Regions from separate parts of the Homo sapiens genome. Here region 2 is linked to region 1. Evidence: chromatin contacts called from ENCODE Hi-C or POLR2A ChIA-PET data. All regions are on one chromosome and are shown on one strand. Each heading gives the region's core, a stretch centred on a gene start or an enhancer-like site at or near the end of the contact. The rest is flanking DNA. Distances are from core to core; before and after follow the strand shown.

Region 1 (6,025 bases), core at 368-2,867:
CCTCTTTTAAGAAAGCTCTGCACCTCCCCACATGGGACCTTCCTTCCCACAGTAACTGTGGTTCCCTCACTTCCAATAACATTTCCCTTCCTCCTTCCTTACTTTCCCTCCATAGGTCTGATCACCATCTAATATATTGTACATTTAATCTATTTATTGTATTATTTTCCCCTTGCCTAGAACTATGGAGTCATAGTCAGATCAATGCTCGTACTCTTTGAACAAGTAAACCTCAGTGACCTCCGCATGGCATCCAGCATGCCCATGGGTGGAGGGAACGCCAGGCTGCCCAGACCACAGATGGGTCAAGAACTGCAACAGGCTGGGCACGATGGCTCACGCTTGTAATCCCAGCACTTTGGGAGACTGGGATGGGCAGATCGCTTGAGGCCAGGAGTTCGAGACCAGCCTGAGCAACATGGTGAAACCCCATCTCTACAAAAAATTTTAAAACTAGCCAGGTATGGTGGTATGCACCTGAAGTCCCAGCTACTAGGGAGGCTGAGACGGGAGGATCACCTGAGCCTGGGAGGTTGAGGTTGCAGTCAGCCATCATCCCACCACTACACTCTAGCCTGGGCCAGGGAGTGAGACCCTGTCTCAAAAACAAAAAGAAAAACAAACAAAAAAAACCCCTGCAACAAAGTGTCATTTAGCAGGAGAGGCCAATCTGATGGGGCCCCAGGTATGGCTCTCTTACTGTAATATCTATACCACAGCCATGAATATAGATGTGAAAATTCTACATAAAATGCTTACAAATAACTTTTTCAAGCTTATGACAATTAAAAGTTAAAAAGGTTCAGAAATATCTATTAATAGGGAATATCTGAACTTTCTGGATTTACATGCTTTTGCATCTTGAATTTTTAATAATAAGCATCCATTGATTTAGTAATTAAAAATTAAGGAACAAAATGCCATAACTGAGTCAAATTTATCTTACTACTGTCAAAACAGTTCAATATTTATGAATTGATATAAAAATAAAACAAAGAGCCAGGCTTAGTGGCTCTACCTGTAATCTCAGCTGAGGTGAGAAGATCACTTGAGGCCAGGAATTCAAGACCACCCTGGACAACATAGTGAGACCCTGTCAAAAAAAAGTTAAAAAATAAACCAGGCGCAGTGGCATGTGCCTGTAGTCCTAAATACTCGAGAGCATAAGATGGGAGGATCTCTTGAGCCCAGGAGTTTGAGGCTGCAGGGAGCTGTGATCATCCCACTGCAATCCAGCCTGAGTAACAGAGCAAGATCCTGTCTCAAAAAAAAAAAAAAAATCACAAAGTCCTACAATATTTTATAAAATCACAAATCTAACATTACAATAATAGAAGAGTGTCTGGCTTATCATAGGCACTTAGGTAATTCTTGAATGAATGAATGAAAATATATTAATATGTTAAATCATTCCAATAGGTCAAGTATAAAAAACAACCCACAATGTTACTAATAAATGCTGAAAAGGCATTAAGAAAGAATCCAGCACACATTCCTGATGAAAATCCTTGGCAGGCAGTAAAGAAGACGGTTTCCGTCACATGCCTCCCTGCAAACCACTGCAATCTGGCTTTTGCTGGCACCCTGCCATTGGAACTGCTTTCCCCAAGGCGATCAGTGCCCTGCATATTGCCAAATCCAATGCACTTGGATGGGTACCAATAAATATGTAATGAATTAAGGAATGGATGATAAAAGAATCTCAGATCAACGGCATCATCCTTAACAATAAAACACCAGCATTGTCTCTTTAAAGTCAGAAATAAAATGCAGGATGTGAGCTACTGCTATCATTTGATGATGTTTCTGGAAGCTCAGGCAAAAATAAAACAAAAAACCATGGAGACCAAAATATAAGGTACAGCTACTGGCAACAAGGTGACAAAATCATCTTTCTTTGTGTAAAACCTCAGAGAATTATGCAAAAACTCTCAGAAATAATAAGAGAGTTCTGGGAGTTTACAGATACACAAATGGTAATTGTTTTCCCTGAATACCAACAAATGTGATGTCTATGATGGGTGCTGAGACAATTGAGAAAGTAAAATTTTTTAAAAAGGTGCAGAATCTGGCCAGGTGTGGTGGCTCGTGCCTGCAATCCCAGCACTTTGGGAGGCCAAGGCAGGCGAATTACTTGAGGTCAGGAGTTTGAGACCAGCCTGGCCAACATGGTGAAACCCTGTCTGTACTAAAAATACAAAAATTAGCTGGGCGTGGTGGTGGGCTCCTGTAATCTCAGCTACTCAGGAGGCTGAGGCGGAAGAATGGCTTGAACCTGGGAGGCAGAGGTTGCAGTGAGCCAAGATCGAGCCACTGCACTCAAGCCTGGGTGACAGGTCTCCAAAAATAAACAAATAAATATATAAGTAAATAAATAAATAAACGTGCAGAATCTTATGAATAAGAAGTAAAACAATCCAGATGAAGGGTATAGAGTTCCAGCATTACAAAGAAAGAAAGAAGGAAGGAAGGAAAGAAGGAAGGAAGGAAGGAAGGAAAGAAGGAAAGAAAAGAAAAAGAAAGAAAAAGAAAGAAAAGAAATAAAGAAAGAAAGAAAGAAAGAAAAGAAAGAAAGAAAAAGAAAGAAAGGTGACTCACTTCTGTAATCCCAGTGCTCTGGGAGGCTGAGGCAGGAGTTCAAGACCAGCCTGGGCAACATAGCAAGACCCTGTCTCAACAACAACAAAACAAATGAAGAAAGAAAAAAGTGTATGGAGAATAAGATTTTTTTTCCAACTTGCTAAATGTGAAATGTAAATGATTCTTACATTGTGAAATTTACATTAAATTCTAGGGCAAGACACAGGCTTGATATCTTCCATGGACAGGCCAGGTGCCACTGAACCATGAGAAAGGGCTAAGATTGGTAAGGTGGGGGCTGATGCTGCCCCACCCTGGAGAGCACATTCTGGATCCCTTGTTGTAATCTGGAATCCCCGAATGAAGTTCCTGGACTTGTAACCTCAGCTGACCTGGGATAACAATTCTGTTTTCTTAGTAGGGAAGCGATGTGACAAACACAGAAAAGTGTAAAAACAAATATAGAGACGATGGCCGAATAAGTCATACCTGTGGTATATTAATACTCTTGTATTAGGTTCAGCAATTCGTTTTTATAGTCCTAGTGATAATGTGTAGATTTTGCATGTTACAATATTTAAGGTGTGTGAAACACTTAAGAGAATCTGGTATATTCAATGTGCATTTATTTATTTATTTATCTGAGACAGGGTCTCTCTCTGTCGCCCAGGCTGGAGTGTAGTGGCATGATCTCGGCTCACTGCAACCTCTGCCTCCTGGGCTTAAAGGATCCACCTGCCTCAGCCTCCCAAGTAGCTGGGACTACGGGCATGCACCACCATGCCTGGCTATCTGTTTTGTATTTTTTTGTAGAGATGGGGTTTTGCCATGTAGTTTAGGCTGGCCTTCAACTCCTGAGCTCAAGCAAACCTCCCAAAGTGCTGGGATTACAGGCCTGAACCACTGCGCCCAGCCCAATTTTGAAATTTATTGATCAAATGATCACACTATTTAGGCACTGGGCATATACAGTGATAAAAAAGATAAATTTGGTCTGGCCCAGTGGCTCACGCCTGTCATGCTAGCACTTTGGGGGGCTGAAGCGGGAGGATCACTTGAGGCCAGGAGTTCAAGAGACCAGCCTGGTCAACATGGCAAAACCATGTCTCTAATAAAGATACAAAAATTAGCCAGGTGTGGTGGTGCATGACTGTAATCCCAGCTACTCAGGAGGCTGACATGAGAATCCCTGGAACCGGGAGGCAGAGGTTGCAGGGAGCTGAGACCATGCCACTGCACTCCAGGCTGGGCATCAAAGCGAGACTTCGTCTCGAAAAAAAAAAAAAGAGAGATAAATTCTATACCTTAATGGAGCTTAAATTCTATTGGGAGGAATGTGTGTGTGTGGAGGCACAGAAAACAAACAAGGAAAGAAATAAAAGCCGGGCACAGTGGCTCACGCCTGTAATCCCAGCACTTTGGGAAGCCGAGGTGGGTGGGTCACGAGGTCAGGAGTTCGAGGTCTGCCTGGCCAATATGGTGAAACCCCAACTCTACTAACAATACAAAAATTAGCTGGGTGTGGTGGCACACGCCTGTAATCCCAGCTACTTGGGAGGCAGAGGCAGGAGCATCGCTTGAACCCGGGAGGTGGAGATTGCAGTGAGCCGAGATTGCACCACTGCACTCCAGCCTGGGCAACAGAGTGAGACTCTGTCTCAAGAAAAAAAGAAAAAGAAAAAAAAATAAATACACCATGAGTATAATTTTTGAAAGTAAGTGATGCTGTAAGGAAATAAGCCTGGTTAAGGTGATAGATTGCACTTTAGATCAAAGCACTGTACTTTAAATTGAAGGCCTCTCTGAAGAGATAATACTCTGAGCTGAGATCTTAAACCTACAAAGGAGTAAACCATGAATAAGTCAAGCAGCTGCATATATGGTAAATAGAGCATATAAAGGCTCTGAGGCCAGAGCAAGCTTGGTAGGTTCAAGTACCTGCAAAGCAGCCACTGTGGCTGCAACAGAGCAAGTGAGAGGAAGTTCTAGAATAAAGCAAGTGCCTGGTGATGTAGGGCCTTGCAGACTATGTTGAGAAGTCTGGATTTTTTTTTTTTTTTTTCGAGACTGAGTTTTGCTCTTGTCACCCAGGCTGGAGTGCAATGGCGCAATCTCGACTCACTGCAACCTCCGCCTCCCAGATTCAAGTGAGTCTCCTGCCTCAGCCTCCTAAGTAGCTGGGATTACATGCATGCACCACCGCACCCAGCTAATTTTTGTATTTTTAGTAGAGACAGGGTTTCACCATGTTGGCCAAGCTGGTCTTGAACTCCTGACCTCAGGTGATCTGCCCGCCTCGGCCTCCCAAAGTGCTGGGATTACCAGCGAAAGCCACTGTGTCTGGCCCCAGATTTTATTTTTAATGTGAAGACAACTCATTGGTAGATTTTGAGTAGGGGTATCGTGGGATCAGATTTATGATTTTAGAAGACTCTGGGGGTGGCTGTAAGATGAAAAGTCTGTAGTGAGGAAGGTATGAATGAATGAAAGCTGAGGGGCCAGTTGGGAGTCTTACCCAGTCCAGGTGAAAACGATATTGGCCTGGAAGAGGATGGTGAAAGTGTAAACAGAGAGAAATGAATAGCCAGGCAATATGTTTGGAAGGCAGGGCCAGAGGAACTTGACTATGGATTGTGTGTGGGGTGTGGCGACAATAAGGAATCAAAGACTTCTAGAGTTTGGGATTAAAGAACTAGGTGGACGGTGGTGGAATTTCTTCAGTTGGGAAAGATATTGGAGGTTGGGAGACAGGTTTGTTTTGAGGGGAAATCAAGAATTCTGGTTTGGACCTGTAAATTTTGAGATGTCTGTTCAATAAACCACAGGGGGATGATCAGCAGGTAGCTGGTTATGGGAGACGAGAAGTGTGTTGTCAGCTTGTAGATGATATTTACAGATATGAGACTTTCAAACAAGGAAAGAGCCTGGGCGTGGTGGCTCACACCTGTAATCCCAGCACTTTGGGAGGCAGAGGCAGGAGAATCATTTAAGCCCAGGAGTTCGAGACCAGCCTGGGCAATATAGCAGGACCCTGTCTATTAAAAAAAGTAGCTGGGTGTGGTGGTGCACACCTGTGGTTCCAGCTACTCAGGAGGCTGAGATAGGAGGATCCCTTGAGCCCAGGAGGCTGTGGCTGCAGTGATCTATGATCTAGTCACTGCACTACAGCCTGGGCAACAGAGTGAGACCCTGTTCCAAAAAAAAAACTCAAACAAACAAGAAAAGAACTTAAGTGGAGTCCAAGTCTGAAGACTGAACCCTAGGATGTTCTGTTTTTCTTTTTTTGTTGTTTTTTTTTTTTGAGGTGGAATCTTGCTCTGTCACCCAAGCTGGAGTGCAGTGGCACAATCTTGGCTCACTGCAACCTCCACCTCCTGGGTTCAAGTGATTCTTATGCCTCAGCCTCCCAAGCAGCTAGGACTACAGGCGTGCGCCACCACGCCAG
Region 2 (6,474 bases), core at 2,871-5,370, 35 kb before region 1:
AAAATTGGTGTTGGTTGGAGAATGTTTTTGGTTTTTTGAACAGGGTCTCGATCTGTCACTCAGGCTGGAGTGCAGCGGTGTCATCATAGCTGACTGCGACCTTGAACTCCTGGGCTCAAGCAATCCTCCCACCTCAGCCTCCTGAGTAGCTGGGACTACAGACGCATGCCACCACAACTGGCTAATTAAAAAAATTTTTGTTTTTGTAGAGACAGTGGTCTCAATACGTTGCCCAAGCTAGTCTTGAACTCCTGGGTTCAAGTGATCCTCCTGCCTTGGCCTCCCAAAGTGCTGGGATTACAGGTGTGAGCTACCACTGCCTGGTGGGTGGAGAATTTGGATGGCTTGACAGAGATGGTTACTTTGGCAGTCTTTCCATAATCTCTCTTGTGATCCCTTTAAGAAAAGTTTACGTCACATGATTGTTCAGACTTAGACAAAGATGTGTGTGTGTGTGTGTGTGTGTGTGTGTGTGTGTGTGTGTGTGGTGGGGGCAGTGTTGTAAGAGAATAAATAATATTTAAAAGAATTACTTTACAGAGTCTCAGCTTCTGTCACAATACATTGAATTTGCCTGCTTTTATGTGGAACTCCGTTGCAACGGAGAGGAAAGGATGGCCCACTTTCACCTAAAATCCAGATTCTATAACTTGCAAAGTCTCTTTCCAATTAGTTCCAGATTATTAATGCCATCCTGGCAAACTGATAACTCACTGTTTAGGGCACGCTGAATCATTTCATACTATTTTATTTTATTTATATATCTATATATAGTTTGAGACAGAATCTCGCTCTGTCACCCAGGCTGGAGTGCAGTGGCATGATCATAGCTCACCGTAGCTTTGAATTCCTGGGCTCAAGTGATCCTCTATTGAATTTAAACTTAATTTAACTGAGACCAGCCTGGGCAACACATCGAGACCTTGTTGCTACTAAAAATAAAAAAATAGCTGGCGTGGTGGCACAAGCCTGTAGTTCCAGCTACTCAGGAGGCTGAGGTGGAGGATCACTTGAGCTGAGGAGGTCAAGGCTACAGTGAGCTATGATCACACCACCGTATTCCAGCCTGGGCGACACAGCCAAACCCTGTCTCAAAAAAAGAAAAATAAAAAAGATCATAGATTAGAGACAATGGTTCCCAGCTCCCTTTCCTCTGCTGCAACTATGATGGAAATGTTTTGGATGGTATCTGATGCCAAGCTCTTCTGAGAATGTTACCTGACGTGGATGCACCAAGCTGCACGAGGGTGAGGACTTTTGTCATTGACAACTGTATCACTTCAGCTAGTGCCCATTACACGGTTCTCACGAAAATATTTCTTGAGGCCGGACATGGTGGCTTATGCCTGTAATCCCAGCATTCTGGGAGGCCGAAGTGGGTAGTTCGCTTGAGCCCAGGAGTTCAAGACCAGCCCTGGGCTGGCAAAAGTCTGTCTCTACAAAAATTAGAAAAATTAGCTGGGCACAGTGGCGTAGGCCTGTAGTCCCACCTTCTTGGGAGGCTGAGGTGGGAGGGTTACCTAAACCAGGGAGGTTGAGGCTGCAGTGAGCCGTGATTGCACCACTGCACTCCAGCCTGGGTGACAGAGTGAGACCCTGTCTCAAAAACATAAATAAATAAAATAAATTTCCTGAATGAGTTGTTGGAAGATTGTTTCACTGCTCGAGCTGGTGGGATTCTCACACCCTGCCAGAATCTACTTCCTTATCTTTGCCTGGGACATGGCCCCTTGCAAAGTGGACCTACAGGCATCCCTCGGTGAGCGAAGCCCTGTCTCTGGGAAGGCTGTGGAACACAGTTCCAGAACATAGCTTTGAAGCCCAGTGGACCAGATTTGAGTTCACTTTGAAATTTGATAGCTGTGTGACCTTCAATCTTGGTCAAGTTACTTACTTTTCTACTTACCCTCAGGACTCTCATTATCAAAGTTTGTACACACACAGAAAAGTTGAAAGAATAGTACTATCTTTTTTTATTTTTATTTTTAATTTTTAAAAAATTTTTGTAGAGAGGGAGTCTTGCTTTGTTGCCCAGGCTGGTCTCAAACTCCTGGCCTCGAGCAATTCTTCCACATCTGCCTCCTGAGTAGCTGGGACTACAGGTGTGTGCCATCACACCTGGCTAAGTTTTAAAATATTTTTTGTAGAGATGAGGGTCTCACTATGTTGTCCAGGCTGATCTTGAACTCCTGGGCTCAAGCAATCCTCCTGCCTTGGCCTCCCAAAGTGCTGGGATTACAGGTATGAGCCACTGTGCCCAGCCAGAATAGTACTATTGATGACACAATGATGAACTATCTAGGTTCAAAAATTGTTAATATTTTGCTGTATTTATATGTAAATACATGCATATGTATGTAAGTATATCTACAAGTAAGTTACAGGCATCATGACACTTCTCTAAATACTTCAGCCTGTATCATCTAAGAAGAACAGGCCAGGCACAGCGGCTCATGATGCCTGTAATCCTAGCACTTTGGGAGGTTGAAGTGGAAGGATCACTTGAGCCCAGGAGTTGGAGACCAGCTTCAGCTATATGGCAAGTCTCCTGTCTCTACAAAAAATAGCAAAAATTAGCCAGGCATGGTGGTGCATGCTTGTAGTCCCAGCTACTCAGGAGGCTGAGATGGGAAAATCGCCTGAGCCCAGGAGGTTGAGGTTGCAGTGAGCCGTGATCACACCACTGCACTCCAGCCTGGGTGACTTCGTGAGACCCTGTCTCAAAAAAAATAAACAAGTAAAAAATAAACAAAGGGCCAGGCGCGGTGGCTCACGCCTGTAATCCCAGCACTTTGGGAGGCCGAGGAGGGCGGATCACGAGGTCAGGAAATTGAGACCATCCTGGCTAACACGGTGAAACCCCATCTCTACTAAAAATACAAAGAAAAAAAAATTAGCCAGGCGTGGCGGCGTGCGCCTGTAGTCCCAGCTGCTGGGGAGGCTGAGGCAGCAGAATGGCGTGAACCCGGGAGGCGGAGCTTGCAGTGAGCCGAGATCACGCCACTGCACTCTAGCCTGGGTGACATAGCAAGACTCCGTCTCAAAAAATAAATAAATAAAATAAAATAAACAAAGAACACTTTCCTACACAAACACAACTCCCGAATCACTCTTGAAGAGAATTAAAAATGATTTCCTAACACAATCTCACATGCTGTCCATATTAAAATTTCACCAACTGTCCCTCAAATGTCTTTTTATGACTGTTTTAATTTTTCTGGTCAGGATCCAATGTAGGATCAGAAATTGCATTTGGTTTTTGTCTCTTTACTCTTTTTTTCTAGAAAAGATTTCTACCCTTTTGTAAGTGACACTGATTTTTATTTTTTAATTTTATTAAGACAGGGTCTCACTATGTTGCCCAGGCTGGTCTTGAAGTCCTTGGCTCAAGCAATCCTCCCACCTCGGCCTCCCAAAGCGCTGGGATTACAGGCGTGAGCCACTGCACCTGGCCTGACATTGATATTTTTAAGAGCTCATCCAGGCTAGTTGTCATGGAAACATCTCACATTTTGGATTCGTGTGATTGTTTCCTCGGGGTGTTTTCTAGGCTCGATTTCCCCATCTGTGAAATGGGCGCAGTGACAGTAGCCACCACATGGGTACCACATTCTACTCCCCAGGCAGTGCGAGAACTGCAGGGCATAGTGCCTGCACAGCGCCTAGTGCAGTGTCTGGCACATCACGGATGCTGAATAAATGAGCCATTGCCATCACCATCATTCCAACCAGCATCCTCCACCTCATCACCACCAGCATCTTCAGCACCCCAGAGTCCAAGCCGCGTCAATGCGCAAACTTGTCTCATTCTTTCCTCACCCTTCTGGAATGTCTTATGCCCCTCCTGCTCAGTTCCCTCTCTCCTGGAGACCTTAAGCGATGAAACTTAAGCCGTATGAATCTCTTAGCCCCTCCAGCAACTGGAGTTTAGCCTCACCCATCTTCCTAAGGACAACCTCTCTTTTTTTTAGAATCACAATTTTCTGACCCCAAATGGTTTAGACACAGTGAGGCATTAACGGTGTCATGTCCACCCAGGGAGCAGGCGGGTGCTTCGTCATTGCTGGTGCTGGTGGTGGGTGACCTTGGCGCGGAGGCTGTCGGTGCGGCAGCTGCTGCAGTGCTGTCGGAGGGTTGCTGGGGAAAGGAGATTGGCTGGCGAGGAAGATGAGGAATGTGCTGCCAGGAGACTGGGATCACGGCCAGATGCTAATTACGATGGCCTGGGGGTGCTGGTACCCCCTGTCAGCATCATGTAAGGAAGTGTGGGGGCTGGCGGGAGTGGGGGAGGTGAGAGAAACGGGCAAGGTGAGAGGGACTGACAGGTTGGAGAGATCCACTTGTTCCCCAAGGGTCCACCCTCCCTTCAGACCCAAGCTGTCTGGGAGAAATTGTGGCTGTCACCATAGCAACAGCAGCAGCTGATGCGTGATGCACAGTGTCTGTTAGAGAAGCTCGGTCAAGCTTGTACCAGTATTTTTCCATCCGAATCTCATTTCTTCAGTGAAATGAGAGAGATCGGAGGCTGGGCAGGGCACAGGTGGGGCCAAGCAGGTATTTGGAGAGGGAGTACAGACAGGAGAGTTCTCAGATAGTCTACTGAATTTGAAAAGAATACAGATTGAAGAGAAGCAGATTTTTACATTACTAAGACATCATTTAAATATCCAGACTGCTTCCAAATTCCCTTAAATTATACATGAATTGCTGAAACAGCAGCCCCGTAGCCTCCAGAAAGGTGCAACGCATTGCATCTGGGAGACCCTTGCGGGAAGGGTTGTTTCTGCAGTCCTGAAGGGCACCAACCTGGGAGTGAGACTGACCTTAGACTCCCAGCTCTGCCACTTCCCAGCTAAGTGGCTTTGGGCAAACTATTTTCCCACATTAAGCCTCAATGTCCTCATCTGTAAAATGGAGATAATAAGAACAGCTGGCTGGGTGTGGTGGCTCACGCCTGTAATCCCAGCACTTTGGGAGGCCGAGGTGGGTGGATTGCTTGAGCTCAGGAGTTCAAGACCAGCCTGGGCAACACGGTGAAACCCCGTCCCTTCTTAAAATACAAAAATTAGCTGGGCATGGTGGCATGCACCTGTAGTCTCAGCTACTAGGGAGGCTAAGGCATGGGAATTGCTTGAGCCTGGGAGGTAGAGGTTGCAGTGAGCCAAGATCACGCCATTGCACTCCAGCCTGGGTGACAGAGTGAGACTCTGTCTAAAAAAAAAAAAAAAAAAAAAAAAAAAGTAGCTGCCTCATAGGGTCATAACGAGAACAAAATGAGTGGATGCATATAGCATTAAGCCTAATACTTGGCTCATATAATGAACCCAGTAAATGGTTGCTATTATTACTATAACAACTACTTCTATTACTGTTGGTGCTACTATTACTATTACTACTCTTACTACTAAAACAAGTACTGTTATTCCTCCTCCTGCCAGCACCATGGGGATTACACAATTCAGCTGAGGACAGGATGATGAATCACTGGCGACTCAGTCCTCTCCCACGAATGGTACTGGAGTGCTTGAATTTGCCAGCACTTTTGTAAGGAGCTGGGAGCAAAGGCTGAGAAGACACAGTCACTGCCCAGACACAGTCACTGCCCTCATAGACTGTGAATCTAGTGTCCAACAAAGGCATGACTCAACAAACAACCAGGGAATCCTATGGGAGCTATAGGATTTTTTTTTTTTTGAGACAGAGTCTTGCTTGTTGCCCAGGCTGGAGTGCAGTGTTGCAATCTGAGCTCACTGCAGCCTCTGCCTCCTGGGCTCAAGTGATCCTCCCACCTCAGCCTCCTGAGTAGCTGGGACTACAGGGGCACGCTGCCACACTCAGCTAATATTTAAATTTTTTGTAGAGACTATGTTGCTCAGGCTGGTCTCGAATTCCTGGGCTGAAGCAGTCCACCCAACTCAGTCTCCCAAACTGCTGGGATTATAAGTGTGAATGCCCCGCCAGGATTTTTATTAGAAGAGATTGTACAGATGATCTATTTCAGGATTTTCCCAAACTCATCCCTCAAGTTTCCCCTCTCTATTTTAGTCCTGAGTACCACTCACATTGTTATTTATTTAAGGCTTTATTTCTCTTTAAATTGATCCCCCTTTCATTGGTCAAATAAATGTGGTTTGAAGAAATCTGGATCGCACTGTGGAAAATGTGAAATTAGCATCACTTGCCATGAAAAAAAAAACCCATAAAAATAAAAACAACGAGACTAATTGTGTCGTCGCATTCCAGCTAATACCCTTTTCCTGTTGAACTTTCAGAGACTCAGGCTCACTCTGTTCAAAGGGAGGTTGGCAAGGCTCAGAGAGGTGTTAAAGGCACACTAGCACAAAATGAAACTTTTTCCTTTTTAATCAGAAGTGCTGCAAAGCAACCAAAGGAAGAATGACTTTCTCACTGAGTAATTCAATGACATCAAATGTTCCATGTTCTTTCCCATCTAAGGTCATGGCTGGCCTTAAT

What was found. A loop is a pair of places that touch in the nucleus more often than their neighbours do. ChIA-PET counts read pairs that join two places held with the same protein, here RNA polymerase II (POLR2A). Pooled maps may share reads with other maps.
Region 2: a loop to region 1 is called in a pooled map, with 4 times the contacts of the local background. The contact joins the promoter of LINC01567 here to the enhancer-like site in region 1. A Hi-C loop is called at or near these places in 9 of 168 maps with a recorded cell type or tissue (IMR-90, MCF 10A, aorta and 6 more) and 11 of 50 pooled maps. POLR2A ChIA-PET finds 5 or more read pairs at or near these places in 9 of 52 experiments (AG04449, AG04450, H1 and 6 more).

Annotation. Positions count from the first base shown.
Region 1 is chr16:24,631,628-24,637,652 of GRCh38, reverse strand. It overlaps a transcript of TNRC6A not described here. Among named protein-coding and RNA genes, the nearest start is that of LINC01567, 36 kb to the left of the region's middle. Within about 2 kb of position 1,617, at least 5 of the 41 ENCODE cell types and tissues checked have a DNase peak (open chromatin) inside an H3K27ac peak, as active enhancers do; they include Panc1, where a contact is called at or near this core.
Region 2 is chr16:24,668,708-24,675,181 of GRCh38, reverse strand. LINC01567 (long intergenic non-protein coding RNA 1567) reads left to right here and starts at 4,120. Exons shown (of 3, transcript NR_122072.1): 1 at 4,120-4,255. It also overlaps a transcript of TNRC6A not described here.